Regions from separate parts of the Homo sapiens genome. Here regions 2, 3, 4, 5, 6 and 7 are each linked to region 1. Evidence: chromatin loops called from intact Hi-C (ENCODE). Cell type or tissue: heart left ventricle. All regions are shown on one strand.

Region 1 (4,000 bases):
ACATGAGGCTCCTCACACCTCAGTCCTTGTTCTTGCGGTGAGCATGGGCTGAGAGTCTCCATATGGACAGAGTGGCAAGCTGTGACCTCTGGCCCACAGGGACTCACTGGCCACCAGACCCTGGCTCTGTCCCCATCCTCTCAGCTCCTTACCTCCTCCATGTGCCTTGTAGACAGCTACAGGAGAGACAGAAAATTCACAGGCACAGATTGCTCTGATGGTCACCAGAAATTCCAGTGAGAATAGGGACAGGATGACAGAAGTTACTTGACAAGTGGAAATCAGCGTGGCCCAGGCATCTGGAGGGAGTTCCCTGACATCTCTGAGCTGCACAGCCACCTGGTCCAGGACATGCACGTACATGTTCCCCAAGTGAGCTAGAATGGTAGGGGTGCCAAAAGTTTCCAGAAGCTGCTGGTAATCCATCCTGGTCCGGGTGACTCCAGCCGGCAGTGACCCTGGAGTTAGGGGGTGCTCTACAGCCAGGCTGGCTACATGATTTGCAGGGCCCAGTGCAAAATGAACATGCAGGAAATGCAGAGACCTCCCTCTGCAGTCACTCTGTTGACCTGCCATGGTGTTTTTCGTTTGCTATTCCATGTCTTGCTTCAGGAACAGACCTGCGTGGGTGTGTGGACCCATGCCTTGTGACGTGGCACAAGGTGTGCATCCAGCCCAACCCTCCCTGTGCCCATCTCTGATGGGGAGTGCAGCTGCACTTTCTGGGCAGGGTCGGGGAGTGGGCTGCCAATGGCCCATTATTGGATGGACCCTGCAGGAGGATGCAGCCTCCACTGTCCCATCAGACTTAGCTTACAAAACATAAATTCTAAGATAGTTGTTGAGAACTTCAAGACATCCCCACGTGCAGGGCCTTCAGAGTGTGGGCCTTGTACATTTGCACTGGCCACCTGCCTGTGGAGCTACCGGGACTCCAGCACAAGGTGTCTGAGCCAGACTTCAGCATGTGGAAGCCAGGTGTCAGGGGCTTCAGGTGAGGCATGAATGGCCCCCTCTGGCATGCAGCTTTCATGTCTAGATGTGCACCTGGGAGCCCCTTGCACCCCTGACCCTGGCTTTTATTCCATCCTGGAGGAGTTTGCCATGGGCTGTGAGGATCTTAGATCCAAGGTCCACCCTGGGAGGGTGGCAAGGGTTCTCACAGGCCACGCAGTCATTTGCTGAGGCCTTTGAGGTTCTTTACTGAGGAATCAACAGAGGCAGATAACATTTCCTATGCTGACACGGGTCCCTTGTCACAGTTGAGCGTGCTTGAATTATTAAGCTCAGAGATTCCCCCTGGGAGTGAGGGGAGGACACCATTGTGGGGAGCAGGGGGAGGCTTAAGGAAGCCCAGGATGTTCTCAGGCTGCAGTAGCAAACCCTGAGACCCCATAAGAGTGCATAGGAAAGGCTGCTGAAGTTAGAGCCCAAGTTCATCCAGACATCTCTGACTCGCCTCTGAGCAGCTGTGACCTGGCGTGCCTGTGTCCACAGGCTTCCTTGTTCAGCCCTTGCTCTCTAAAGTACAGGGCATGTTTGGCTTGGTGACGACGCCACAGGCTGTCCATGTTGCCCTCTTGAAATGCCCCCTCACCCTGCCCCTCCCCAGCCTAGGCTGTGTGTCCAGCAGCAGCCATGAGCCCCCTGCTTACAGACGGAATGAAGGAAACAGGGCAGAGAGGGCACATTGCAAGTCTGTGGAGAAGCAGCCACAAGGGGTGCGACATGAGTAGATCACAGAACAGAAGGGAAACAGAGAGTGAGGGAAGGTGAGATGGAGGGAAGCCAGCAGCCCACGTGAGAAACGGGCAGGGAGGGAGGGAAGATGGTGGAACCCAGTTAGGTCTGTCCCGAAGCCTTGAGGGGGCTTTCCTGGGAGGGAGCTTAGCCGGGGCGTCCCCTGGGAGGTGCTTGTGCCTGGTGAGCTCTCGGGGCGGTGAGGCCCTCTCGTTGTCAGGGTCTTCTCCAGAGCGCTTCCCTGGCATCGGAGCTTATAACCACCTCATGCTGCCTTCCACTAGCAAACGTTTTTGGAATGGAACGAACACGTTTATTTGCAATTTATTCCCCGCCTTCCCTCTGTTTTTGGCATAAGAAACAATTCAGGTTTATCAAGGAGAGTCCAGGGTCAGAATTTTTCTAACCACCAGGTGGCGCAGAGCAAGCTTACAGATTCCAGAGCAGGGAGAAAGCTGGTCCTGACTAAAGCACCAGGGCCCACTGCGACCAAGACTTTACGCGGACCAATCCCAAGCCTACTACCCTACCGACAGAGAGTGAGGATAAATTATAGAATTGGTGCATAGGATTTGCGCTTACCGATCAGATGAAAACTTGCAGCCAGGGTGTGTTCTTTGAAGTACACATGCATGTACACAGACACTCGGCGTGCAAATGCTTATTCTATTCACCCCTTGTCCCTTTCCTGGCCCTGAGCCGTGACAAAATGACATGGTGGATAACAGCTGTTCTGAGTGTGGCTGAGGCTCTGTCCTGGGCACTGCTTCTCTAGGGCGGTTCTCTGTGTGGTCTGTTCTTTCACTGCCCATCATTGAGCATCCCTGGCCCTACTCAGGAAATACTCATGGCATCCCTCAAGAACCATGATAAGCCAAAAATGTCCTCACACGTGTGCAGGGGCTGCACCCTGGGTTGGGGTATTGTCCCCTCCTGGGAACCACAGACAGATTTGAAAATGCAAGATCCCTCTTTTTCACCCCTCTGCCGTAAACACTTAGGAAATGTCTGCACACACCATCATAGATCTGCGCTGTCCTATGGGATAGCCAGCTGTTAGGATTTCAGTTAATTAAAATGAAAAATAAAATACAGTTCCCTTCTTTGGTCACACTAGCCATATTTCAAATGCTCCATAGCGCCATGTGGCTACTGGCTACCATTTTGGACAGTGCACACATACACAGAAGGCATCTCTATCACTGCAGAAAGTTCTATTGGATAGCCCTGGTCTGGAATATTCTTTTGAGGCACATCTAAGCACTGTTTTAGCCCCAAGCCACAGAACCCTGCATTAGAGGACCCAGTGCAGGAGTGTCTGACAAACCAACCCTGGCAATTTAGCAGCCACAGCACTCAGAGGACCCCTTCCCCCCACAGGTCATGTAGGATGGAGGTCTGCTCTGAAGCTCTGGAAGCAGCTCTTACCGGTCACCCCTCATTTGTCTGCCTCTCTCTGAGTCCTGGAATCCTACACAGGCTACATCAGGGTGTGTATTGTCTGGGCCCCCAAGCAACCTGTCATCTTTTTTGTCTGACTGACTGGATTTATTCTCTCCTCCTTGAAAGTTCACAATGTCACCGAAAGACAAAGTCCTTGGCTCTTTTTTCCCTTTCCAACTAGATTATTGGAGTAGAGGAAGGTTTTCCTAGTTTAGCTTCCCAGAGACATTCAAAAGTTTCTGATAGGAATACCCGCTACTGGCCGGGCGCGGTGGCTCACACCTGTAATCCCAGCACTTTGGGAGGCCGAGGCGGGCAGATCAAGAGGTCAGAAGATCGAGACCATCCTGGCTAACACAGTGAAACCCCGTCTCTACTAAAAATACGAAAAAATTAGCCAGGCATAGTGGCGGGCACCTGTAGTCCCAGCTACTCAGGAGGCTGAGGCAGGAGAATGGTGTGAACCCGGGAGGCGGAACTTGCAGTGAGCTGAGGTCACGCCACTGCATTCCAGCCTGGGTGACAGAGCCAGACTCCGTCTTAAAAAAAAAAAGAAAAAGAAAAATACCCCCTGCCCTACCCTACCCTCCTCTGAGTTACACAGAGATCGTTAGGCAGTAAGTGCTTGGAAGCAGGGAGGCATGAAGGTTCCTCAGTAAAACACTGTGGGAGTTGCCTTCAGGATATCCACCACCCTGCCCAGACAGGCTTTGCTGCTCCCAGTAACAATGATATGTAAGCGATTAGTGCACAGAGAAAGAGCGAGAGGGGGAGATGGATTTGCACTAGAAGCTCCACAGGTGAAGGTATGAGCCTT
Region 2 (4,000 bases), 230 kb after region 1:
GAACCAATAAATGGTACAACTGTCTACCCTGCGCAAACTGAGAAGTCAGACGCCTCCTGTGTTCTTTTCTTTCATATCTCATTCATCCACATTTCCTTCAGCATCCTAAAGCACCTCTTGAATTGCCCACTCCTGTTATCCGTCTCTGCCTCCACCAAATCTAGGGGAAGCTCCCATCATTTCTCACAGGACCGCTGCTGCTGCCTACTAACTAGTCTCCTTGTTTCTACTCCCACACATCGCTTTTTCTCAGCTAGTCAAGGGATCTTTAAAGATTGGAAAATTCCACCAAGAATAAAATACAAATAATGCTACCTACAAGCCATGCACATCCCAGCTGCCTGCCTGAATTCTCCCCACTCTTCGCTGTCCACTCACCCCCTGTCTTCAGTTCCTCTTATGAACTGTGCCAAACTCTGACTTGCCTCAGGACCTTTGCATGTGCTGTTCCCTCTGCCTGAAATGTCCTTCCACACCCCAGACTCCAACTCACACACTTTTCCTAAGACAAGCTTCTTCTAATGCTTCAACTGTAGTTTAAACCAGCTCCTCAGCAAAGCCCGTGCCAGTCACTCATTTATAGTTCCCCCTTACTCACTGCCTCAGCCTGTTGTCTGTTTCCTTCACAGACCTGTCACAAAGTATAATAGACTTATTTTACACTAAATAGTTTTGTTTGTCTCCTCTGCTAGAATATAAGATCTACAGGGCTTAGATTTTGTCTGTCTTGTTCCCTGTCATATTCCAGGCACAAAACAGTGTCAGCACATGGACAGCATTTAATAAATGCTTATTGTATAGACACTTCAGCTGTGTTGGTGTAGTTACACAGTTATCTTTCCCTTCTAAGGGACAGAGACTTTTAAGGGACTTCCCTTCTCAGCCACATCAATATATTCAGCTCAAAACCCAATGCTGGCTGGATTTCCAAACTAATTTCAGAAGTTTACAGAAGAAAATTAGAGAAGGATAGAGCACTATCTCCCACATGCACAGGAACACCATCTCATCATCACAAGTCTATGAGCACTTGGAGAAATTTATTTCTTTTTGGCGCTAAATACTCCTTAGAATCTAAGCACCCAGCAACATAAATGAGCAAAGTCTGCTACTTTATGTTATAAGTGCATGAACTTACTTAAGAACTGAAGAACTGAGCTCCAATGTGGAGGGCAGAAAGCACGACTAAGTGTTAGGTGTGTTTCACATGAAACTAACATTAGAAAATGTCATTTCATTAAAATTCTGAAAATTCATGGAGTGCCTATTATGTTCTAAGCTAAGGGCTAAGTAAAGAGAACACAAAAACGACTCAGTTTTAATTTCTATTATTGAGGAACTTATAGACATTGATGACATCATGCTTTACTAAAATCTTCCTTAAAGATGCTTTGAACAATATGCATTCAAGTCTTCATCTTGTTCATCATTTTCAACTCAAAATCACTTACTTTTCTTTTTTCAGTCCAGTCATATTTTGCCACAGGCCTGGGAAGTTCTCAAACTGATATGTGTATATAAAGATAAGCACCAGCATAGTGTAAATAACCACTGACATCCAAAAATATTTTAGAATTTTCCTCCACCATTCATAGTGCACCTGCAAATCAGACATTGAAAAAAAAAAATGAGAAAAAATCACTTTTAGGAAAACTCACAAAAATATTTGGTTTAATTCAAGTAAGACAAGTGATACATTTACAAGTGTCTGAAAATAAAGTCTATTTCATTTCTAGTTTTTAATGTTCCGTGTCTATCACAGTGGAGTGGTCCTGGGTTAGAACCCCAGTTTTATAAATGATTGCTAACTGTGTGGGGAAGAGGCTGAACCTTCCATAAGTGCCTATTTTGCAGGGTTGCTACGAGGATGAAATAGATATTGCTTATGGGTTCCTGCAAGCTATCTGGCCCATAGGGGGCGCTCAAGGAACAGTAGGGTAGGTGCTGCTGTCATTGTGGTTATCATTGCTCAGAGAAAACCACATCCATTTTGAAATTGAAAGCAATATTGTATGAATGAAAATGTGAACCAACCACAGAAAAAAGACATCTCGTTTTACCGTAAGCTGTGGATATTCATTAGAGAACATCCATCCTGAATTTTTAAGAGTATTCAAAAGTTCACTGATTTCTTTTGAGATTTTTTTATCTTAACATATTATGTACTCTTGTTTATTGTAGTTCCTTTATTTGTTTTGTTGGCTACCTGCAAGATATTTTACTCTTTCATGTGTTTCTATTATTGGGTTCTCTTTTATCATCAGTTAAAAGTGAGTCTGTGGAGAAGTAACTCATTTTAATGTATCTCATATATTAACTTATTTTAATGAATGAAATTCTTTTAATTAATGAAATATGAAAGCAGTCAATGCACTATACATATATATATATGTACACAAAGAGCAGGCACATGCCACACATATATCTTTTTCTGACCCTAAAGCCTGAAATGCAAAAGTATACCTAGGAATACTCTACGACTTCAGATTATCCAGCTTTTAAATTACTATTTTAAAATATAATTCAATTTTTACAGGCCAGGTGCGGTGGCTCATGCCTGTAATCCCAGAACTCTGGAAGGCCGAGGAGGGCAGATCGCTTGAAGCCAGGAGTTTGAAACCAGCCTGGCCAACATGGTGAAACCCCGTCTCTACTAAAAATACAAACATTAGCTGGAGGTGTTGGCACACACTTGGAATCCCAGCTACTTGGGAGGCTGAGGCATGAGAATTCCTTGAAACTGGGAGGCAGAGATTGCAGTGAGCAATGAGCAGAGATCACGCCACTACACTCCAGCCTAAGGGACAGAGCAAGACCCTGTCTCAAAAAAAAAAAAAGAAAGAAAGGAAGGAAGGAAGGAAGGAAGGAAGGAAGGAAGGAAGGAAGGAAGGAAGAAATAGAAATGTAATTCAATTTTACAGATTTTTTTTGATCAATAATTTTTGGAAAACCTATGTATGAACTTTTTCCTGATTTTTCAACAACCTAAAATTTTTATTTTTACTTTTTTTAGAGATGGCATCTTAATCTGTTGCCCAGCTGGAGTGCAGTGGTACAAGCATAGCTCACTGCAGCCTTGACCTCCTGGGATCAAGTGATCCTCCTGCCTTGGTCTACCAAGAAGCTAGGACTACAGGTGTGCCACCACAACTGGCTAATTTTTTAATTTAAGAAAATGTTTTGTAGAGACAAGGTTTCAGTATTTTGCCCAGGTTGGTTTGGAACTCCTGGCCTCAAGCAGTCCTCCTCCCTTGCCTCCCAAAGTGCTGAAATTACAGGCATGAGCCACTGCACCCAGCCCTGAAATTCTGAAATAGTAAACAAGTTGAAGACAGTCATTTCCCATTTTAGGATTCTTGGGATACGATGTTTGAATCTTGCCAATCACTTTATCCATGTTCATGAGATTCTAGTGATTTAAAATCTCTGCAGAGGTAGCTCATGTATACTCCTGGGAGAGATGTGAGAATTAAAATGGTCAACTGTGTACCTACCTGGTATAGGGCCACACAGAACAGGAACAGCACCATGTAGATGATTTTGTACATTACGATTTTACCCTCGAAGCTGACGAAGAAGAACATGCCTCCGCAGACGTAGATCCAGTACTTGATGAACATGGCCACCACCAGATTGCCCAGGACTTTCATGATGTCCTGCTCATCTTCTTCTTCAGCTTCCTCTTGCTCTACCTTCTTTCTCTCTTGCTTCTCTTCCTTCGCTTCCTCTTCTTCCTCCTCTTTGGGCTCTCCTTCCACTTGTATATCTTGAAGTTCCTCATCTTCAAATAGAAAACTGTGCTGTTATACTTAGCTGGTTATCTGTGCAGACCACACTTTGACCATGTGATAGGTATAGGATGTAGAGGCATGCATTTTCTAAGTTATTGTATAATTTGGATGATTTTAGACTATTCTCATAAACTCAGCAACATTTATAACTAGATTAAAAGTCAATTTTCATAACCTTCTCAAAATATAGTTTACAAGAAAATAAATTT
Region 3 (4,000 bases), 990 kb after region 1:
TTCATTGCTTTCTTTCCACTGGACTTTATCCCATTTAGAAGTGCCTCCTGATACCTTTGCAGATGCTGAAGCTCCTCTGCATCATTTAGGTCCCCGTTGGGGTCTATCTCTGGGAACTCTTCCTAGGCATAATGCCAGACATCTCTTGTACCATCTGGCACATTGTTCTCTAGCCATTGGAGGGCTGCTAGAGTCACTCTCCTTTGCTCCTCTGTGTTGAACAGTGTTAAAAGGAGCTGTTGGCAGTCTGACCAGGTGGGGTTATGGGTCAGAAAAATGGATCTCATCAAGTCTATGAGGGCTTGAGTCTTTTCCGTATAGGAGGGAGTATGTTGTTTCCAATTTAGGAGGTCTGTGGCAGAGAAGGGCTGGTAGATGAAAATCTGCTGCCCTACTTGAACCTGGCCTTGCTCATCATGATAAATTTGTGCTCAAGTCTCATGGAGGGGCATTTGTAAGGCTCGGGTGTGGCCAGACTGGAGGTGGCCCACTGCGTCACTTTGCTTTTCCTCCTTAACTTTTACAGGCAAAGGCTCGGATTCTCCCCTGTGGGGTGATGGTTGAGACTCACTTTCCTCTGAGCCTGATTCCTCAAGGGCCATTTGCTCCATGCCTTGTCTTAGCTCTAAGAAGGATGGATATATCAGAGCATAAGGGGGAGGAAATTCCCTATCCTCTGGAGGAGCTTGTAGAACCAGCTTTTCCTAACTCTCCTGTTGCCTTTTCTTTTTTCCGAGGTTCTAAGCGTAATTGATTTTTCAGCTGCCTTAGGCTCAGCCTGGACCACCAAGGCTTTACAATAGGTTACCAGACAGGGCTGAAGCCATTTGGGGTGAGTCTAGACTACGTTTAACCAGGAGTCAATGTATGGAAACTGATCTGGGTGCTCAGGCTGTCCTCCAACTCCGGTTACTACCCTGAACACATGGCCAATTGCTTCCCTATCTATTGTTCCTTCAGCTGGCCACCCGACATTAAAAGAAGGCCATTTTAATTCACAAAGAGTTTTCAATCTTTGCAGGGGTCAGTTGAACTCCATAATCTCCACCAAAACCTTTCTTGAAATTCTTTAACATACACTCCAACGGACTAGGTTTTGATGCTTTTCTTCCCATTTCCACTCTTGCGACGCAAGAGTACACCTGGCAGTCCAAGCCTGAAGCCCTGAGTGCCTGGATCTGCTGGTGAACAGTGGGGCTGAAGTGGAAGCCACAGAGTGGCAGGGGGGCTGAACAGCCTTGCATCTAGCCACAGAGATGGAGGAGCTGGGGTTTGTCACCCATTTGGTCACCAAGTTCTGGGCCAACGTGAATGCTCACACCTTTGCAGGAAACAAACCCCTGCACCTGGCAGCTGGACTGGGGTCCCTGACTCTCCCCTTCCTCCTTCTGAAGGTTGGTGCTGACATCAATGCTGAGAACAAGGAGCCCGTGTGCCCACTGCTCTCACCCGCTCCTCTGATAGCGACTCCGACTCTGAGGGGCCTGAGAAGGACACCCAAAGCAGCTTGCAGGGCCACGCGCCTCTTGACCTCACAGCACCAAAGTGAAGACCTTGCTGCTAAATGCCGCTCAGAACACCACGGAGCTGCCCCTGACCCCACCCAGCCCTGCAGGGCCAGATAGTAAATATTTTTGGTTTTGCAAGTCACACCTTCTGTGTCACAACCATTCGACTCTACCCTTGTAGCACAGAAGCGGCACCCAGGGATGATAGGTCAACAAATGCCTGTGGCTGTGTTCCAAAAATTTTTATATATAAAATCAGCGGTGGCTACCATACTGTAGTTTTGACCCCTAAACTTATAGTATAAAGGTATTAGATGAAGCCAAGAAGAATGTTTCTGACAGGAACAGTCACAAGAAGCAGAAGGCAAAAAAAAAATGTATATTGATAGTTAAAATTAGCATGTAGAATCTCTAAAAAATGCTTGCAAATCAACAAGGTTTTTTTCTACAGAACTTATCAGAGCTTTTCAAAATACTAAAATGCTTTGTGATGCTTCAAAGACTCTACAGATTTACCCAAAGTTAGTGCACCTCGGTGCGTCTCTGCTGAGGCTAAACCATGCCACCCTTCAGGACATCCCACCAAGTGGATCTTTCCAGCCTCCCCTTATTTCAATGTTTCATGGCTTTCCTTTCTACATAAACAGTATCCACTATCACTTAGGTCAGTGAGGTTTGGAGCTACATTTCATAGTCCCTGATTCAAACGCCAATAGAACTACTAATAGGAGCTTAAAGACTTGCAGCCACTTCTGGATAGAGGGAGATAATGGGAAGGTAGAGCCATCTACAGGAGACATGTGGTACTGCACAACAAGAGCCGTGAGGAGCAGGTGGGCAAAGGGACTGAAAAATGCATCACAGCACCTGGTAGAAATGGCTCTACGCCCTCTTTATTTAACATAGAGATTTAGCAACGAGGGCAGGGTTTTCAAGAGCAGACCTTTTGTTTTTGTTTGATGGGGTTGGGTGGAGAGACGTGGTCTTGACCACAATTTATGTTATGACAACATGTGTGAAGAAGAGAGGATATTTAAAGTAGGTGTTTCCTTTGCAGGCTTGAATGGGCATTCGACTTATACACAAAAGTGCACCCATTTTCAGTGTTTCCATATCAGCACCAATGTCATTTAACTGTAAGATTCTTTTTACCATAAACACTTGGGATGCTCAATGGTTTAAAGGACATTCTACACAAAAGTTTGAAAGCTCTTAATTACAGCAACTAAAACCTCACAATGGTTTTCTAGATATGTCTTTTGTGTAGTATTTTGAAAAATGGATTTTTCTTCCAAAGAGGTTAGGACAATAGCATTTATGCCATAAGAACTCTGTTTTTTTGGACCACATTTTGTGATAAAAAGCAAATGAGCTTTGCATTTAGGAGCTCCAGGAAATCCTTGTTGCCCTTAGAAATCTGCCCCCTCACCCCGACAAAGGGCCAGACAGCTTGGAGGTAGGGAATATCCCCCTCCATAGGCTCACCAAGACGTGCAGCTGGCTGTATGTTCTTTACTGATGTCCTGTGAGCCCTTAAGGTATTTCAACAAGGAGCATCTTGATTTTCTGTGGATTTATGGAAGAAAATGTATCTCTCCAAATGTGTATAGTAGTTCCTCCTTATCTGCAGGGAATAGTTCCAAGACCCCCAGTGAATGCCTAATACTGCAGATAGTACACAACACTATATATGCTATATATTTTTTTACTATACATGCATATATACATACCAGAAATACAGTTTAATTTATAAACTGGGCACCATACGTGATTAACAACCATAACTACTAATAAAATAGAACAATTAAGACAATAGGCTGTAATAAAAGTCATGTGACTGTGGCCTCCCTTTCTCTCTCTCAAAATATCTTACTGTTCTGCACTCACCCTTCCTGTGGTAATGTGAGATGATACGGTGCCTACGGGATGACATGAAGTGAGGCGAATGGAGACATTTTGACATATTGTTAGGCTACTACTGCCCTCCTGATGATACATCAGGGAGAGGATCACCTGCTTCACATGGCCCCAGAGCATCGCACCATGACAACGTATTTTTTGCTGGGTGTCAGGAGCAGACGATGCTGATGTTTGGGGATCCTGGAGAATTGAAGGGTTTTTCTTTTTTGTTTTTTTGTTGTGTTATTTTATTTATTTTTTTTTTTTGCCAAGACCTGCTGGAAGAACATTGCAATCAGATGTTGTGTCTTTATTTTCAATTCATCAAAGTGTTGCTGCAGAGATTATAATTCTTCAGTGAGAATATGAGTAATTTTAACACTGCATTCCATCCTAAGATATGCCATAATTTGGTTCTTTAATGTCTGTGCAATTTGAAACACTTCAGCACACTTCGATTATGTCCATATTGCTGGTTCTGCTTCATTTCTTCATCTTTCTCTGCAGACGACTCAACAAATTCTTCCAAATCCTCATTTGTTAACACTTCTTGATGTCCTTCAATATCTTCTGCCACTTCAGCAAGCATGTCA
Region 4 (4,000 bases), 590 kb after region 1:
TTGCCCAGGCTGGAGTGCAATGGCACAATCTCAGATCACTGCAACCTCCGCCTCCCAGGTTCAAGTGATTCTCTTGCCTCAGCCTCCCAGGTAGCTGAGAATACAGGCGCACACCACCACGCCTGGCTAATTTTTGTATTTTTAGTAGATACAGGGTTTTGCCATGTTGGCCAAGCTGGTCTCGAACTCCTGAACTCAGGTGATCCAGCCGCTTTAGCCTCCCAAAGTGCTGGGATTACCGGGGTGAACCACCGCACCTGGCCCTAGCTTTTATCTTTTCTAAATTTGGTTTACTGTTGCACTGATTGACAAAATCATTCAGAAACTCGATCTTTGTCCCAAACACTAATTTGTTTGTATCATGCTTACTAGGAAAACACAGATAATGTGTTTAGCCCTGTGTCATGTTTAGCTCTATGTCTGTTATTCTCTGGGATACTTTGTTAGCTTCCTTTGAAAGATCTCAGAGATGGATATTGTCCCAAATGGGAACTTTACAAAACAATGTCTCCCACAAGGAATATAAAGTTTGTCAACCTGGCATTTTCTTCCTTCAGTGAAATCTGCCAAAATCCATTGATGCCATCCAGCCTGTGGAGAATGTGGTACCTCTTACCAACTTAATTAAGGAGAATATCTTCTAGCATTGGTCACATGTGTTTTTCTTACATATATGTTAACTAAAAAATTTAAATATATATATATTTCTAGTTCTCATTTATAATTATCATTGTGTCATAAGGCACAATATTTATTTGGAAGTTATTTTTGTTAGAAGCCACAGAGATTTTGGCTCTTATTCTTAAGAAAACTTGGAAGCTGAATGGCTTTCTTCTTTTTGCTAATATATGCTGAGGTTGTACATTTTTAAAAAGCTATCAATTTAATGTTTACAGCAGAAGTATTTTCGAAGTCTCCAAATTCCAAAGACCTAGACAACTTCTAATAATGTGCAGGAGACATGGTCTGCTCATACTTCTGCTAAAGAAGTTATCCCTCATCAGAGCAACGCACAGTGAAATTCACTGTCTCTGACATCTGGCCCTTTGGTGGAATCTTCCTGCTAAGCCTACGTAAAATGTATACTGTAGCCTTAACTGCAGTTTGTGAATTGTAATATGGATGCCGAATCTGAAGCACACTGCTGATTTGTATCTGTAGTTCAAAAACCTTGAAAACGCAGCTAACCGACATGTCTATGGGCCTTATCTTTCCAACTAGATTGGAGGATATGAGGACATGGATAAAATTTCATCTATAAAGCAGAATATAAAGCAAAATATTGTTTCCAAGTGAATCATATTCTACTTACACACTTCCATTACACACACACACAGAGGCATGTGCACACAATCTCACACACACATATACACACTCACCCATAACCACATCAGATATATCTCATATAAAAATAAAAGGACCATGTAAACTTGTATTTGGTTTTTGGAGGTAAACACATAAAGGAAGAGATTCCGATTTGTGGGGAGGATGCTCTGCTGAAGTTGGTGACTTGCCTTGGGCACCACAGGCACCCAGGTGGCCAATGCTAAAACATGGAAACCACCATTCATTATTTACAGCCAACATTGTGAGCAGATTTTTATCTAGCAGTTGTCTATCTGCTGTCTGTGTATTTGTTGCTGAAGCCTTTGAAGAGGCTGCTGGTTGTAATATCATTTTTTCAGAAAGGCTTATCATGCTATAAGAAGACTTATGGAAGGGAGCTGGAATTTGGAGGATAATTTTGCAATGAAATTGTAGTAAGTCAAAGCAAGTTACTAACCAAAAAAAATTACAGGTTTTTTTTCTTTACTTGTAACCACTGAGATAAAAAAATTCAACTTGTCCATGTCCTAAATAGATATTTATTAGTTAATGAATCATAATTTGGATTCTAGCTGTGTTTGTAACTGCATCTGGATCTCTGCAATGGTCATAGAAATGTTAATATTCTTAATAAGCTTAGGTGACTTTCATTCATTGGTTTTATTGAGATTTCGAATATGTGTATGGATATGCGTGTGTACAAGTTTTGAAATAAGCTATTTCTAGTTCTAACACTAGCCTATAACTAATTGGATCCCATCCAATGATTACAGTTAACTAGTTTGAAGCTTTGTTCACTTATTCTCCTGCAGTGCCACCTTTTGGCTAGAAGTATATTGAAAAAATACAAGTACTTCTAGCAGAAAGCATGCAATTAGCCACAATCAACAAACAAACATTGATTATAGCCCATGTTGCAGGCTGATGGGCTCAGAAATACAGCAGTGGGCAGAACCAGCATAGCCACTGCCTTCATAAGGTCACCATCCAGCAATGAAAGACAGACATTAACCAACTATGTATAAATAATGAAGAAAATAATACATGCCTGCAAAGAACTCTGAAGAAGTATTGGGCCTTAGGGGAGAGTATAAATGGTAAACCCAACCTCCTCTGGGGGAGGCACAGGAGGACAGATCCCTTGAGAAGGAGATGTATGTCACATCTTGAAGGGTGAGTGTAGATTCACCAGAATGTAAGCTCCAAGTGGGCAGGGACTTTGTTGTTCATGGCTGTATCCCCAGGACCTAAAAGAGCATGGGGCCCATAGTACAGACGGCATAATATTTGTTGACTGAATAAAGGAGTTACCTAGGTGAGAAGAGAAGGAATAATGTTCCCAGGCAGAAAGAACAGATGACATCCCAGAGGCAGCAGAGAGTACTATGTGTTAAAGGATTTAAGAGCAGTTCACAGGAAATTTCCATATTCCATCAACTGGACGTCCCACACAGCTTAAACCGTTTGCCAGGTCATATGGTTTCCAATTTATGGGCTTCTCTATTTTCCATTAAATTGAAACAGTAGTAAACACTTAAGTACAAGCAAAACAACCGACATAGGCAGTCATAGATCACAGGAATAAGGACTGTCACACAGGAAACCTGGAGTTCGCTGTCTTTAGTGTCCTGTCTTCATGCTGCTGTTCGCTTCTCAGATGGGAGACTCAAAGTGCACTGGCAGGAAGTCAAGAGACTTGGGACATTTCAGTTCTGGCAACCTCTTGCTGAAATGTTGCTAAATAAATTGCTTGACCTTTCTGGGTTTTGTGGGTTTTCCCACTTTGGGGTTTTTGTGTGCTCAATCTGCTTTCTTTTAAATCTTTGTACAGGCAGAGCAAATGTGTAGATGCCTTCTGGGCCTGCAGCAATACTGTAGCCAGTGAGATGCAATTCCTCGGGCCAAGAGCACATTCCTGTGATCCACTTACTCCTCTGTAAATGGAGGGCATTGGCGGGCATGAGCAAATGCTTAGCCACACTCCTGAAACAGGAAAGCAGACCTTGAGGGTGAACTTCCTGACTGAAAAGCTTTTCTCCGTAGGTCAGTGTGACACTTTCTCTGGCTTGCCCAGTGACAAGATAAACATCATGGGTTCATCTAAGATTCTTTCAGGTCCTTCAGACAAGAGTTTTGCTTGTTCATATTGGGATGTGAGTACATGGCCCCTGTATTACGGTTCTCTAGAGGGACAGAAAAAATAGGATAGATGTATATATGAAGCGGAGTTTATTAAGGAATGTTGACTCACACAATCACAAGGTGAGGTCCCACAATAGGCTGTCTGCAAGCTGATGAGCAAGAAAGCCAGTCCGAGTCCCAAAAGCTCAAAAGCAGGGAAGCCGACAGTGCAGTCTTCAGTCTGTGTTTGAAGGTCCAAGAGTCCCAAAGCTGAAGAACTTGGAGTCCGATGTTCTAGGGCAGGAAGCATCCGGCACAGGAGAAAGATATAGGCAAGGAGACCAAGCCAGTCTAGCCTTTCCACGTTCCTCTGCCTGCTTTTATTCTACCCGTGCTGGCAGCTGATTAGATGGTGCCCACCCAGATTGAGGGCGGGTCTGCCTCTCCCAGTCCACTGACTCAAATGTTACTCTCCTTTGGGAACACTCTCACAGACACACCCAGGAACAATACTTTGCATCCTTCAGTCCAATCAAGTTGACACTCAGTATTA
Region 5 (4,000 bases), 100 kb after region 1:
GTCCCTGGGGGTGATGATTTATGTTTACACTTCCCCTTGATTCTTTGGCTCAATTCCCTTCTGGAGTGCCTGTGGAGCCTAATCAACTCTGGTGCTCTCTATGCCCCGAACCTAGCTTGGGAAGGGGACTTGATTAGGCTCTTAGGGCGACTGTGGTCTGCAAGGGCCACGCTGTGGCAGAGCCCTCTGTCTGCCTGTTCTGCAGAGGGGCCCTGTTTTCCATGTAGGAACTCATATCAGAGGTCTTTTCTCTGTTTTCCTGGTTGTTTTTTCTTCCTTCCTTCCCTTCCCTCTCTTTTTCCCTTGTTCCCTCCCTCCCTCACTGTCTTTGTCTCTTTCTTTTCTTTCATTTTATGGGCTAATTGTCCCAAGGGCAGCAAAACAGAAACTGCTGGCTACGAATCTGCTGTGGGGCTCAGGGCAACGTGACGGATGGTGTGAGATGCAGTCATCGGCAAGGTTCATTAATAGTTCACTGCTTTGCATCAGCCTGGTTGCCACGATACAGCATCATTCATAATTTAGAATTGCTGGTGTGCCTTCTGTAATGTATTATGACTGTGTTAGGAAGGCCTGGCCCCAAAAGCTCCCGGCATATGTGCCAGTGGCCTCAGAGGTCAGACTCTGGGCGGCTCCTCTGGGCCGGGAGAGTAGAATGTTAACCGAGGCCCTGGGAATCAGGGGAGGGAACCCTGCAACTTCCCTCAGCTTACTGTGCCTCTGGTTTGCATAAAGCTTCCTCCATGAGATGGAACAAAATTCATGGAAATAACATTTTCCCAGAAAGAAACTTGGCTGTGACTGAGATGTCATTTTGATTAAAAATGTCAAAAGATAAATGAATTACAAAAAAATAGCTAACAGAGGAAACCCAATTTTATGTAGTAAAATTTTCATTTTCTATATTCCCACACCAGGAGGTATAGTTATGATTTAGCATTGTTTTAGACTTGGTAAAAGGACTTTATACTTTCTAACTTTAGAGACCACTGCATCCTATAGACAGTCAGGCGGCTTTCCAGGCACTCTTCCTGGGTGATGTGCCTGCCTAGGGGGCTGCAGTTTTCCCTACTCTCACCTTGTCATTTACTCACTCGTTTCCCTCCCATATATCAAAACTGTCTCCCAGAGGCAATCCACCCCTTACCGTAACTTCAAGGCAATGTGCTACCTTTCCTGGTGCTTGCGTTTAGGCATTCTCTCTAGTAGCTAAGGATAGCAAATTTATTTTTTCTTCTCAAAATCCTTTTGGGTGTAACACAGTGGGAGGGGAATGATCTTGGGTGAGGTGTGAGACTTAGTGTTCCTGAATGTATGCCAAGTAGGTGACTCACTGCTTTTGCTAGTAAGCTTAGAGGCCAGGCCAGGGGCCACTAGTTTTGCTTCATTTAATATCATTTATTAATGAGGCCAACCAGATATTTCCAATTATTTGTCACTTGGCTCTGAGCTATTGGCCATCATTTTTAAAAGGCTGCAAATATTCTTTGCATTTCTCAACAAACTCGACCTAGTTTTCTCATTAGGCATTTGACCTACACCTGAGAAGGTGTAAATGATCAGGAAGTGAAAGTAAAGGAAATGAATATGTGGCTTCCATGTCTGGAGCTTTAGTTTCTCAGTGTCTCAGCACCCCTTTTTGGAGTGGTGAGGAGAAGCAGAAGCCTTTGGGGCCTGGCACAGGGAATGGCCATCCTGGCTGGGAGAGAGAGGGAGAATCAGTGCTTACTGAGCATCCTCCACAAGATAGCAAGGTATCTTAGATATGGAGAGATGTAGCGGGGATCCTGCAGAGAGTAGTGTGGGAGAGGAGTGCCCTCAGGCCTCCCTGATGTCAGAACCATCTGCACAGGCTAAACAGAGATCGATTCTTGGACCTTGTCCCTGTATCAGAGTCTCAGGGCCTGAGCCATGAGGATTCAGCATCTCCAAGATGTTCAGCCTGAGTGAGTTCGCAAACAGGCAAGCAAGATAATGGGGGCTTGGAGGGGGAAATCATGACACTGGTATTGGGGCTATTGAGTTTGAGGTGCCAATGGGTTATCAATCTAGAGTCCCTGGAGCTGCCTGCCAGGGGCAAGAGGGAATTAAATCTGCTGGCATGGATGAAATTTATCATTGATGGTGACATGCATCACCCATGAAGTGACCTTGGTAGGAGAGACAGAGCCATCAGGGGAAAGATGAATCCTTGGGGCAGCTTTCAGTGCCAATGTTAAGTACCTCTCAAAGGGTGACTTCATATTTTGGGTGCACAGGAGTCCGGAGGAGCAGATCTGGCTGAGTTGGATGATGACTTATTTAGAACCTGGGGCTGCTCTCAGGCTACTTTCGAGGGAGAGCTCACATTAATTGACCCTCCACTGAGAGCCAGGCCGTTTACACACATTCTGCGACCCTTAGACTCATCAGCGTCTGAGTTTCCCCAGGCCAGCTCTGAGTATGGTTTGGAGCCTGGTGAATACCCAATCTACACCCAAGGCAACCATGTCATTCAGAAGCCCAGAGCCTGATGACTGCTGAGAAGTGGAAGGGAACAGTTATATTTTACAAATGGAACTTGGCTGGGAAGGGGACAGAAACCCTGAGTCTAAGACAACTCCAGAGGGGTAGGGAGAGTCCCATCATCTTTTTGGGTTTCTACCTGGAGGCCAGATCATGTTGAAAGCCTCTTTTCCACCTCCTCCTCCACTCTGGGAAACTGAAGCTGGTTCGGCAGCATTTTCCCAATTCTACACCCTCACCCCCCACCACCAAACAACTAGCAGCTGAAACTGTCAGTGAATGAGGACAACACACACCAAAGCCAGGAAGAACATGAGGCAGGACCCATGAGGAGTAAAGACATGAACAGGCTGAGAGACTGAGGAAGGCGACAGGCATGTAGAGGACATGGCCCAGGGGCTTACAGTGGTGGACACGGGGCCACTTGGTGGGCTCCAGGTGTCTGAGGCTGCACCCAGGCACTAAGTTTGCAGGTGCAGAGAATAGAACATGGCCGCCTCTTCCAAGTCTCAACCCTGGGGGAGCCTCTCTATGGGCTGCATTACATTGCTTGATCGTGATGCAATAATGTCAACTAATTGTTCTTCTAAAATCCAGGAGTTTGCCGACTTGAGGCTCGGTGCCAGCCCATCTCTTGGAAAGCAAGCTGCCAAGCTGTGCTACAGCGCCTTTGCATGGCCACCCCACAGGCTTTTCCAGAATTCTGCTCCAGGAGCTCAGCTCTTTCGACCTTTCCTGGGACTCAAGGCACATCCTCAGCTTCTCTTCTTGAGCCCCCCACCCAACCCCTGCTCTCTAGCAGCTCTGGGGGCTGCACCAGTCTCTCCATGGACTGACAATAGAAACACCTGGTTGGTTAACTTGAGGTTTCCTGGGTGCAGTGGCGTTTCAGAAGCCCTTTCTTTCCCGACCTCAGTGTGGGCCAGAAAGTCTAGAAATTAGGGCCCAAAGCTATTGAAATACCATCAGCAATTCCCATTCCTCTTGCGTGGTCACTACCTGGGACATTTAGCTTCAGTTCCTTCCTTTTGAGTAAAGGGTTTTAAATTAACATTTAGTGTTAGCTGTAAATATTTTTTTTCTCCCTACTTCCTACCAAGGGAGAAAATGCCCATGAGGAAGATGGACTCATCTTGAGGAAGATGCCCATGCTGCAGACGTGGAGACATGTGAGATAGATGAGGCCGGCACACTCCCCACATCCTGGAGAAAGGCGGGAACTCACCAAATCCCAACCCCTTAGCCTTTCGGATCCCGCAGTCGGGCCTGAGGTGCAGAGCTGGGCTTGAGGCAGGGGCTTTGCTAAGAGCTGCAGGAGGGCCGAGGCCCGGGAGGTGTGTCCTTGCCTGCCACGCACATTATTTTGCTGGTGTTACTGCATTGCCCAGAGGAATGAGAATTAGAAATGTGAATGTGTGCAAAGAAACACTGGGGGGAAGAAAGACTTTGGGGAAAATCTTCTCCCAACTCAAAAAATCCCCCTGAATCTCTCCAT
Region 6 (4,000 bases), 150 kb after region 1:
GAGTTTCTGTCCTAAATGTTTCTTCTTTCCATAAAAATATACAATAATAGATGAAATATCTGTGTCTTTGGAACTCATAAATAAGCAAAGATTATTAACCAATTAAAAGAAAAATATAGTCTCTTTTATTATCCCTCAAAAGACTTTAAAAGAATCAATACCTATTTTAGGGGAGCAGGCAGGGATACACCCATGCACAGTGTTATCTGCACGAATATTACTTCTAAATCAATCTAGGCATGAATATATATATTTTAAATTAGGCTTAGCATACATCTTATTTTAAAACTTGGATTTTTACTAAATATATGTATATATTTTACTGTGTATATATATCACAAAGATCTTTTCATACCAATAAATATGGATCTGCCTCAATAATAATTATTGGGTAGCAAAATAATTGGCATAATTAGAGAGGCTCAAATACAGGAATGCAGCAACAGTTAATTAGCACTTTAGGGCAAAACTTTTTGGTTTTTTTTTTACCCACATTCCTCACTCAGTTTGTAATTCCAACATCCAGTTGTCTATTTTGGGTTTGATATCAATAAAATGGTCTCAGCTCCGTCTCCTATTTCATCTGGAAATATATCCAGCATTTGTGAAGGACAAATACTTTTCCAGGTCATTAGTGCCTCGCTCTAAAGTGTGACTCTAAAGCCATCCAGGAGTTTCTGACCAGCAGTCAGAGACACCAGTCTCTACTGTCCTCCCCAGGGCAAGCATTTTAGGAGGGAATGGCCTTATCTCAGTTCTTCCTAGGCTCAAACCATTTAGGGGATTACTCTTATCTTTATATGCCTCTCCCAGAATAGAGCCCAGGGCTTGGCACAGAATAGCTGATACTCAACATGTTTAATGAAAAACATAAAACATGAATGTTCTCAGTGATACAATTCTTTACCCATGAAGGTGGCTATAAGGTGTAATTCATTTGGTCTAGCGCTTCACCCTAACAAGGCGATTTTTCCTCCTAAGACAGGGACTTCTGCTTTAATTTAGAATCTAGCTCTGTACAATTGTTATCAGCTATCTAGAACACTGTGATGCAAAGAATTCTGAGGCTTTTCTGGGACAGGCAGTAAGTTGGTCTGCGGTGCAGGAAGAGGCAATGAGAGACAGCATACTAGGGTGGTTGAGAGCTTGGGTTCTGAGCTAAACCACATGATTTTGGATTGCGGGTCCGCTTTTATATACATCCTAGCTGTGTGACTTTGGGTATGTTTCTTAATCTCCCTGTAACCGAATTCTGTCTTTGCAAAACAGGGATAATAATAGCATGCATCTCGTAGGGTCTTAGAGGATAAAATGAGGTAACCCAGGTACAGTGCTTAGTGCTGGCCCCTGGCGAACCCATTAGTACTGTGTCATCTGACAATCCTGTTGTGAAACAATGCATACAATAGTAAACTCAGAGAAGATGGAAGCTAACAGAATACTTTTTGGGAATTTTTATCATAAAACTTAAGGTAACAATTCTGAAGGGAAAGATCAAGGATAGCAACAGAAGTAGAAGACCCTAATGTAGAAGACACTGTGGATCGGCTATCTTGAAAGGCACTAAAGATGTCCCACAAATAATAACTTTGGGGTTGGGAGGGATCATTCTTCCTTGCCTCCAGCCTGGAAATCTCTATACTGTGCCTTTGGGTCACACAGGTATAGCTAATAGTGTCTTATTGATATCTGCTTTTATTTGGTTCCTTCTAGGTGAGGACAATGTTCCTTATAGTTTGTTGTACAGATGGCGACAGCTGGAAGAGGGTGGGGGTCCATGCATGGTTTTGATGAACTTTCACCTCACACATTCATTTCTTATATTTGATGACATCCACCTCATTTACCTTTGTCAAAAGTAAACCCATTGTTAGAAAGTGAAATACCTGGAGATACTGTCATGTGAATCTAAACTATCCATCCTGTGGGCTGTCTGTGCACCTGAAGCAGCTCCGGGATGCTCGTCAATGGTGTCCAGTCCCGACTCTCTGGAAAGGTTCATGATGTGGTTCTGATAGTACATGTGGATGCTCTCCCGAGTTGGAACATTGCCCTGAGGAGAATGAGACATTGCCACAGTTCTTATGGAGGCATCTACCTGTATAGCCACCTGGCATTTCTCAACACAGACAGCTTTTCATACCCATGCATGCCTGGATAAGGATTAGGACCATGCTAGGCAAGTGGGGATTGATGTCGACTCATTTCATAAGTGGTTTCCAACATTACTAGGTAGATCTAAGTAAATGTCTTCTTATAGGTAGATAATTTTGCCAAATCATAGTAACCTTTCAAGATATGAACTATTATTTTAAAATACAGTCTTTAAACCATATATTTTGTTATTCTGCGTATGTCCTACTTTTTATTATAAAAAAGTTTTAGATCAAACTTTCCAGACTTCAGTGATCAGGTGGGAGAAAACAAACACCACTTTCTACACTTTCTAGACTAAAACTATAATTCTCTATTAGATATAGGGATATAGAACAAGGCAAAGTCTGTACACCTGCAAACTGTGGTGAGGGGAGGGATAGGATGAATAAAGTTGCCATTCTGTGACGTGTGTGTGTGTAGGTGCATGTGCATGACATTTAATTATTTTAATTCTTAGTGTGGAATAGATTTAAATATACAGAAAAGCAAAGGGGTTATGCCACAACTGCCTGGAAAGAAAGGGCTTTGTCTTATCCTACCTGGAGTTTTGGACATTGACTTTTAATGTCTTCTTAATGTGGGAAGGAGCAAAAAGAATTACACCAGCAGTGTTACCTTCTTAATTTCTCTGGTCAGCATGCATCGTTCAATTCTCAGAACTGTAGATATATCAATATGCTCCCTTGAAATGGAGTTAAGCCAAGTAGTGAAACTGTCCACTGTTGCCAGAAATAGGACCCAGGTAAATTTCAAAATATTAAATATCCTCTTGATGATATTATCTAGGAGGAAGAAAGGCAACAAGATGTTAAAGGAACAAAATACCATTGATTTTACTTTTGTGTAGCCCAGCGATGTTTTACCAAAGCTGGACCTGGCTCTTGGCCCGTGCATCTAATAAGGCATGTGACTCAGATACTCATGACGCACGGAGGAGAGCTGCCATGCAGGAAGCTTTTGTGGGGCTTTGCACACACGCAGTGGCAGACCAAATCAGGATAGAACTTGTAATCTTTAGTGGAAACAGAAAGCAGGGCGGCTCCCTGTGCAGCTGACCCTTGAACATGGGTTTGGACAGCGTGGATCCACTCTACGCGTGGATTGTTTTCAGTAAAAGTTACTCCAAATGTGCCTGCCTCTTCTGTTTCCCCTTCCACCTTCTCTCCTCCACCTCTGCTGCCTCTGCCACCCCTAATACAGAAAAACCAACCCCTCTTCTTCCTCCTCCTCCTCAACCCACTCAAGGGAAGGACGATGAGGATGAGAGCTTTATGATGGTCCACTTCCATTTACTGAATAGGAACTATATTTTCTTTCTGATTTTCTTCATGACATTTTCTCTAGCTTCCTTATATAATATGTGTATATAGTGACATCTGATGTTCTGTGTGACAATTTCCCACCTGTGCTGTCACTACCCTGGTGACACCCAAACCTCAAAACCATGTCACACCTAACAGTCTTCCATGAGGTACATTTAAGAAGCAAGGAAAAGAGCGGGTATCTTTTGCTGAGCAAGGAGGCACAGGAAGAGAACGGCCGCTGCTTGAAGCTGAATGAAGTGAGTCGCTGTGGCCGCTGAACAGGAGATGCCACGAGCACCTATGTTTCCCTCTCCGCCCCTCCTCACATCCTTTATAAAATCTCAAGCAAGGTATGTATTTCTCACAATCATTCAGATAGAGCCTCTAGCTGCTCTGTGTAGACATAAAGGGGAAGCTTGGCTCTGGAGGATGAAAGGCTTGGAGTTACACCCATCAATGAACTTTAGGAGCTCCTTATATTTTCGACATGTATTTTCTCATACCCACAATTGTTTTCTTAGAAATGATGAAGGTGAACA
Region 7 (4,000 bases), 470 kb after region 1:
CACCTAAGGCAGACACGCCCCTGGATTTGTGTGAACATTCTATCTGTCATGGATTTGTATTTAGACTGTGATTAATGTCAAAGTTAGCATAATGTTGATTTAGAGAAAGTGACATTTTGCCATGTTTTTTACAGAATTGCCTCCAAGACACACTTAAGGAACGCATTCCATGACACATGTTTGACTCCTGGAAAACTTCTCTGATGCTGAATGTCAAAATACTGCATTTCACTGAAAAAAGCTAGTCTGAAAACATAAACCATATAACGAGTCAGACATATATAGCACATGCCAGAAATGAAGCACTTTCTGTCATGTGAACCAGTCATACCAAGAGTATAAATATTGCTCTCAAAACAGTCGCTCTCGGAGGAAGTCAAAATTTGATTTAAAATTGGTATCCGACCGAACAAGCTTGGGATGCTCAACATAATGGAGTGCATAATCACGGACTGCTAAGAATGTGCAAAGCTGACAGTCACGTTTTTTCCTAACTTTCCACCAAAAATATTATCTTCAGACTTTACCGGGTTGGTTTATAACTTTAATACCTGAAAAACTTATACGAGCTAATGTTGTGCTGATTTGAAACTGAAGGGGAAAAAAACCCTCAGATTTAAAAAAAAATTCGACAGTCTTTAAAAGTCCAAAAGCTCTGGCTGGACTTCGTTAGTGGCCTCTTCTCACCCAATGCTGTGTGTGCGAATTCCCAAGGGACGCTAGTGCTCGTCGTACCTGTCTTTGTACACTTCTTCAATAAATTCTTATTGTGCTGCTCCTCTCTCCAAAATAGTTCAGTCAGAAGTTTTAATTTACTCCATTCTGACTGAAACAGAAGCAACGTTATTTTCTCTATTAAAAAATGGGTGAGAAGGAGGGAAGTCTATTTACTGATTAAATGTATCATTTCTTTTCTTTTCTTTTTTTTTTCTTTTTGGCGGCGTCTAGCTCTGTCGCCCAGGCTGGAGTGCAATGGTGCGATCTCGGCTCACTGCAAGCTCCGCCTCCCAGGTTCACGCCATTCTGCCTTAGCCTCCTGAGTAGCTGGGACTACAGGCGCCCGCCACCACGCCAGGCTAATTTTTTTGTATTTTTAGTAGAGATGGGGTTTCGCCGTGTTAGCCAGGATGGTCTCGATCTCCTGACCTCGTGATCTGCCCGCCTCGGCCTCCCAAAGTGCTGGGATTACAGGCGTGAGCCACGCGCCTGGCTAAATGTAACATTTCTTAGTCTTGTCTTCACTTAGTCTTATCCTCCTACCACTACCTATTAGTGGAACTAAAACAAACACGTAGGGTTTTGTGTGCGTAAAAAACTCTCCCAGAGGCTGGGTGCTGTGGCTGTAGTCCCAGCTACTCGGGAGACTGAGGCAGGAGAATCGCTTCAACCTGGGAGGTGGAGGTTGCAGTGAGCCAAGACCGCGCCATTGCACTCCAGCCTGGGCAACAGAGCGAGACTCCGTCTCAAACAAAAACAAACAAACAAACAAAAACCTCTCCCAGAATCAAGTATCCAGCACTCATAATCGTTTTAAAATTGTGTATCATGTGTTCACCAGATCCCAACTTCCTGACTGCCAGACAGGTTCCTTTTCCACCAACGTTAGGAATGAGTCAGAAGGTAACTCAAGGTCTTCTCAGCCTGCAGAGCAAAGCAGAAGCAACCCCAGTTCCCAAATGCATGGCAAGCTCATTCACTTTCGAAATCAATTTATTACAGAGTGTGTAGAAGGGGATGGAGCTGAGGGCTGCTTCTGACTCCTGAGATGGTTTGGATACTGTCCTCTCTCCAATTTCTTGTTGAAATGTGATCCCCAATATTGGACATGGGGCCTGGTGGGAGGTGTTTGGTCCCAGCAGTAATGAGAGAGTTCTTGCTCTGTTAGTTCACGGAGAGCTGGTTGTTTAAAAAGCCTGGCACCTTCTCTCTCTCTCCCTCTCTCTCTCTCTCTCTCTTTCTCTCTCTCTCATTCCCTCTCTCACCATGCAACAGGCTTGCCCCCTCCTTGCCTTCCACAATGAGTAAAAGCTTCCTGAGGTCTTGACCAGAAGAACGCCAGTGCCGTGCTTGCACAGCCTGCAGGACCATGAGTTAAATAAACCTGTTTCCTTTACATATCTCCCAGCCTCAGATATTCCTTTAGAGCAATGCAAAATGGGCTAACACAACTCCTCTTGCCAGCAGGGGACACATGCAATTTACTTGGCAGCTACCACACAAAGAGGATCTGCAGGCTAATTATCAGGAAATAGAAAAAACAGCAGAGACCTCTAATATGCATAGGAAGTCACTCTTATCCCTGAAGAATGGACACAGAGGGTTGGAAAGTGTGATTATGATGATGAAATTATTATTCCACAAAACTACCTCTGGGAAGATGAGCTAAACAGGTGCAGCACATATTTGTAAATAAGCCAACTCCTAAAATAATATGAAACTCTGACTCTTAAAGCCCATGGGTGTCTCCCCTAATGAACAGCAAATAATATCTGTACTCCAAATACTTGTCAGAGGAATGAACTCCAAATCTCTGCCACTTCCTATGTTTGCTTGTTAGCAAGAAGTCCACACCTGGAACATGCTTGAAGCACAGGTGCTCAGTTGGGGCACACCTTGGAGTCACCTGGGATCTGTCAATACAAGCAAGGCCTCTGTCCCTCATCCAGAGAATCTGACCTAATTAGAGGCCCAGGTCACAGTTCATAGGAGATTCTAATGTGCCTGCAGTACTGAGAACCCCTTGGCCTAAAGCAAATGAAGCCCTTTGTTCCCTTGGAGTTCCTAAATTGTATCTTATGCCTAAGGTAAGCAGGAAAATAGCTTTGGTTATTTTACTTGCTGAAGAGGTTATAAGAATGTGGTTTCACAGCATCTCACTGTGTCCTCTTCCTGGGAATGAATAAGCAGAATTGATTCCAAGCCATAACGTTAAGAATTGCTACACTGCTGAAAAACCTAATGTTTTTCATCTTAGGGACTCTGAATTCTGTACATAACTATTTCCCTCTTTGACTTGGCTGCTAAAACACTTGGAATTTCTGGCAACCCCACCTCCCCCGGTAAAGCTGCAAGACTTTGGGTATTAATTTTATCCCTGGATATATCTTTATTCGTATGCTGTGCTCTGTGTTATGCTGCATATATTTTTGTAAGCAACCTTACATTCTGTGGAATAAAATAAGATATAAATAAAGAAATCAAATATTTATATTTAATATAAAATATATACATATTTTATTTTATATAAACTCTGACAGACTTTTGCAGGCACTGAATAATTAAAACTGGTTTCACCAATGTAACCGATATGGCTCTACTGAGTTTGTGTTATGCGATAAATTTGGAGAAAGTATCATTAAAATCATAATAAAATTGAATTACTTTGATATCTCCTTGATACTGAATTATTCTCCTCATGGGTAAGTATCTGCATGCCAAACCAGGTCACACACTGACAGTTGTTATGTCCTGTGATTGAGAGTGATGTGTTAAAATCCCGTAATTATATTGCAATAGATATAAACTCCACGTGGACCCAGGCACTTCATACTTGCAGTCAGAATTTTTTTTTCTTATTTGTGTGCGTGTGTTTGCATGTGTGTGTGTGACAGAGCGAGACTCTGTCGCCCAGGTTGGAGTGCAATGGCACGATCTCGGCTCACTGCAACCTCCACCTCTGGGTTCAAGTGAGTCTCCTGGCTCAGCCTCCTGAGTAGCTGGGATTACAGACACCCACCACTGCACCTGGCTAATTTTTGTATTTTTGTAGTAGAGACGGGGTTTCACCATGTCGGCCAGTCAGAACTTTTTAAAGCATCCTTCGCCTCTAGCTTATAAAACAGAAAAGTACAGTATGGAATTCGTTTTGCAACACTTATTACAGAGAAAGTTATATGTTTACCCCAACAGTGTATTATCCCAACTTAAAAGATGTATCCTAGAAATTGTATGCCACGTAAGAGGAGAGAAGAAACAGAAATGAAAACGTTTATTGTTAATG

The links. Hi-C counts contacts between places; a loop is a spot of excess contacts. Peaks named below come from ENCODE experiments on the same cell type or tissue, not always from the same donor. Only the 100,000 strongest peaks of a DNase experiment are listed, where the experiment ranks them.
Region 2: it touches region 1 in a loop (3-fold over the local background); 15 of 110 quality-filtered maps call a loop at or near these places.
Region 3: it touches region 1 in a loop (8-fold over the local background); 42 of 110 quality-filtered maps call a loop at or near these places.
Region 4: it touches region 1 in a loop (11-fold over the local background); 61 of 110 quality-filtered maps call a loop at or near these places.
Region 5: it touches region 1 in a loop (2.9-fold over the local background); 5 of 110 quality-filtered maps call a loop at or near these places.
Region 6: it touches region 1 in a loop (4-fold over the local background); 10 of 110 quality-filtered maps call a loop at or near these places.
Region 7: a loop joins it to region 1, with 3 times the contacts of the local background. A loop is called at or near these places in 13 of 110 quality-filtered maps.

The regions. Positions count from the first base shown.
Region 1 is chr18:10,558,485-10,562,484 of GRCh38, forward strand. No RefSeq gene overlaps it. Among named protein-coding and RNA genes, the nearest start is that of NAPG, 34 kb to the left of the region's middle. RefSeq lists enhancers at 1,518-1,577, 1,930-2,432 and a silencer at 2,008-2,302. In heart left ventricle, a CTCF peak has its summit at 2,139 (motif pointing right); a DNase peak (open chromatin) is centred at 2,194; H3K4me3 peaks cover 561 bases; H3K27ac peaks cover 480 bases.
Region 2 is chr18:10,785,585-10,789,584 of GRCh38, forward strand. PIEZO2 (piezo type mechanosensitive ion channel component 2) reads right to left here. Exons shown (of 56, transcript NM_001378183.1): 15 at 3,495-3,781; 16 at 1,452-1,600. Among named protein-coding and RNA genes, the nearest start is that of MIR6788, 28 kb to the left of the region's middle. In heart left ventricle, a CTCF peak has its summit at 1,914 (motif pointing right); a DNase peak (open chromatin) is centred at 1,917.
Region 3 is chr18:11,551,228-11,555,227 of GRCh38, forward strand. No RefSeq gene overlaps it. Among named protein-coding and RNA genes, the nearest start is that of SLC35G4, 56 kb to the right of the region's middle. In heart left ventricle, CTCF peaks have their summits at 2,303 (motif pointing left) and 2,508; no DNase peak of the experiment used is centred here.
Region 4 is chr18:11,152,440-11,156,439 of GRCh38, forward strand. No RefSeq gene overlaps it. Among named protein-coding and RNA genes, the nearest start is that of PIEZO2, 4.9 kb to the left of the region's middle. In heart left ventricle, a CTCF peak has its summit at 2,133 (motif pointing left); no DNase peak of the experiment used is centred here; H3K27me3 peaks cover 1,588 bases.
Region 5 is chr18:10,660,219-10,664,218 of GRCh38, forward strand. LOC101927410 (a long non-coding RNA gene) reads left to right here and starts at 1,715. Exons shown (of 3, transcript NR_110777.1): 1 at 1,715-1,962; 2 at 3,103-3,356; 3 at 3,606-4,000. In heart left ventricle, no CTCF peak of the experiment used is centred here; no DNase peak of the experiment used is centred here.
Region 6 is chr18:10,712,878-10,716,877 of GRCh38, forward strand. PIEZO2 (piezo type mechanosensitive ion channel component 2) reads right to left here. Exons shown (of 56, transcript NM_001378183.1): 38 at 2,773-2,939; 39 at 1,887-2,053. Among named protein-coding and RNA genes, the nearest start is that of MIR6788, 45 kb to the right of the region's middle. In heart left ventricle, no CTCF peak of the experiment used is centred here; no DNase peak of the experiment used is centred here.
Region 7 is chr18:11,033,380-11,037,379 of GRCh38, forward strand. The region is part of intron 2 of PIEZO2 (piezo type mechanosensitive ion channel component 2); the gene reads right to left. Among named protein-coding and RNA genes, the nearest start is that of PIEZO2, 110 kb to the right of the region's middle. RefSeq lists an enhancer at 1,746-1,805. In heart left ventricle, no CTCF peak of the experiment used is centred here; no DNase peak of the experiment used is centred here.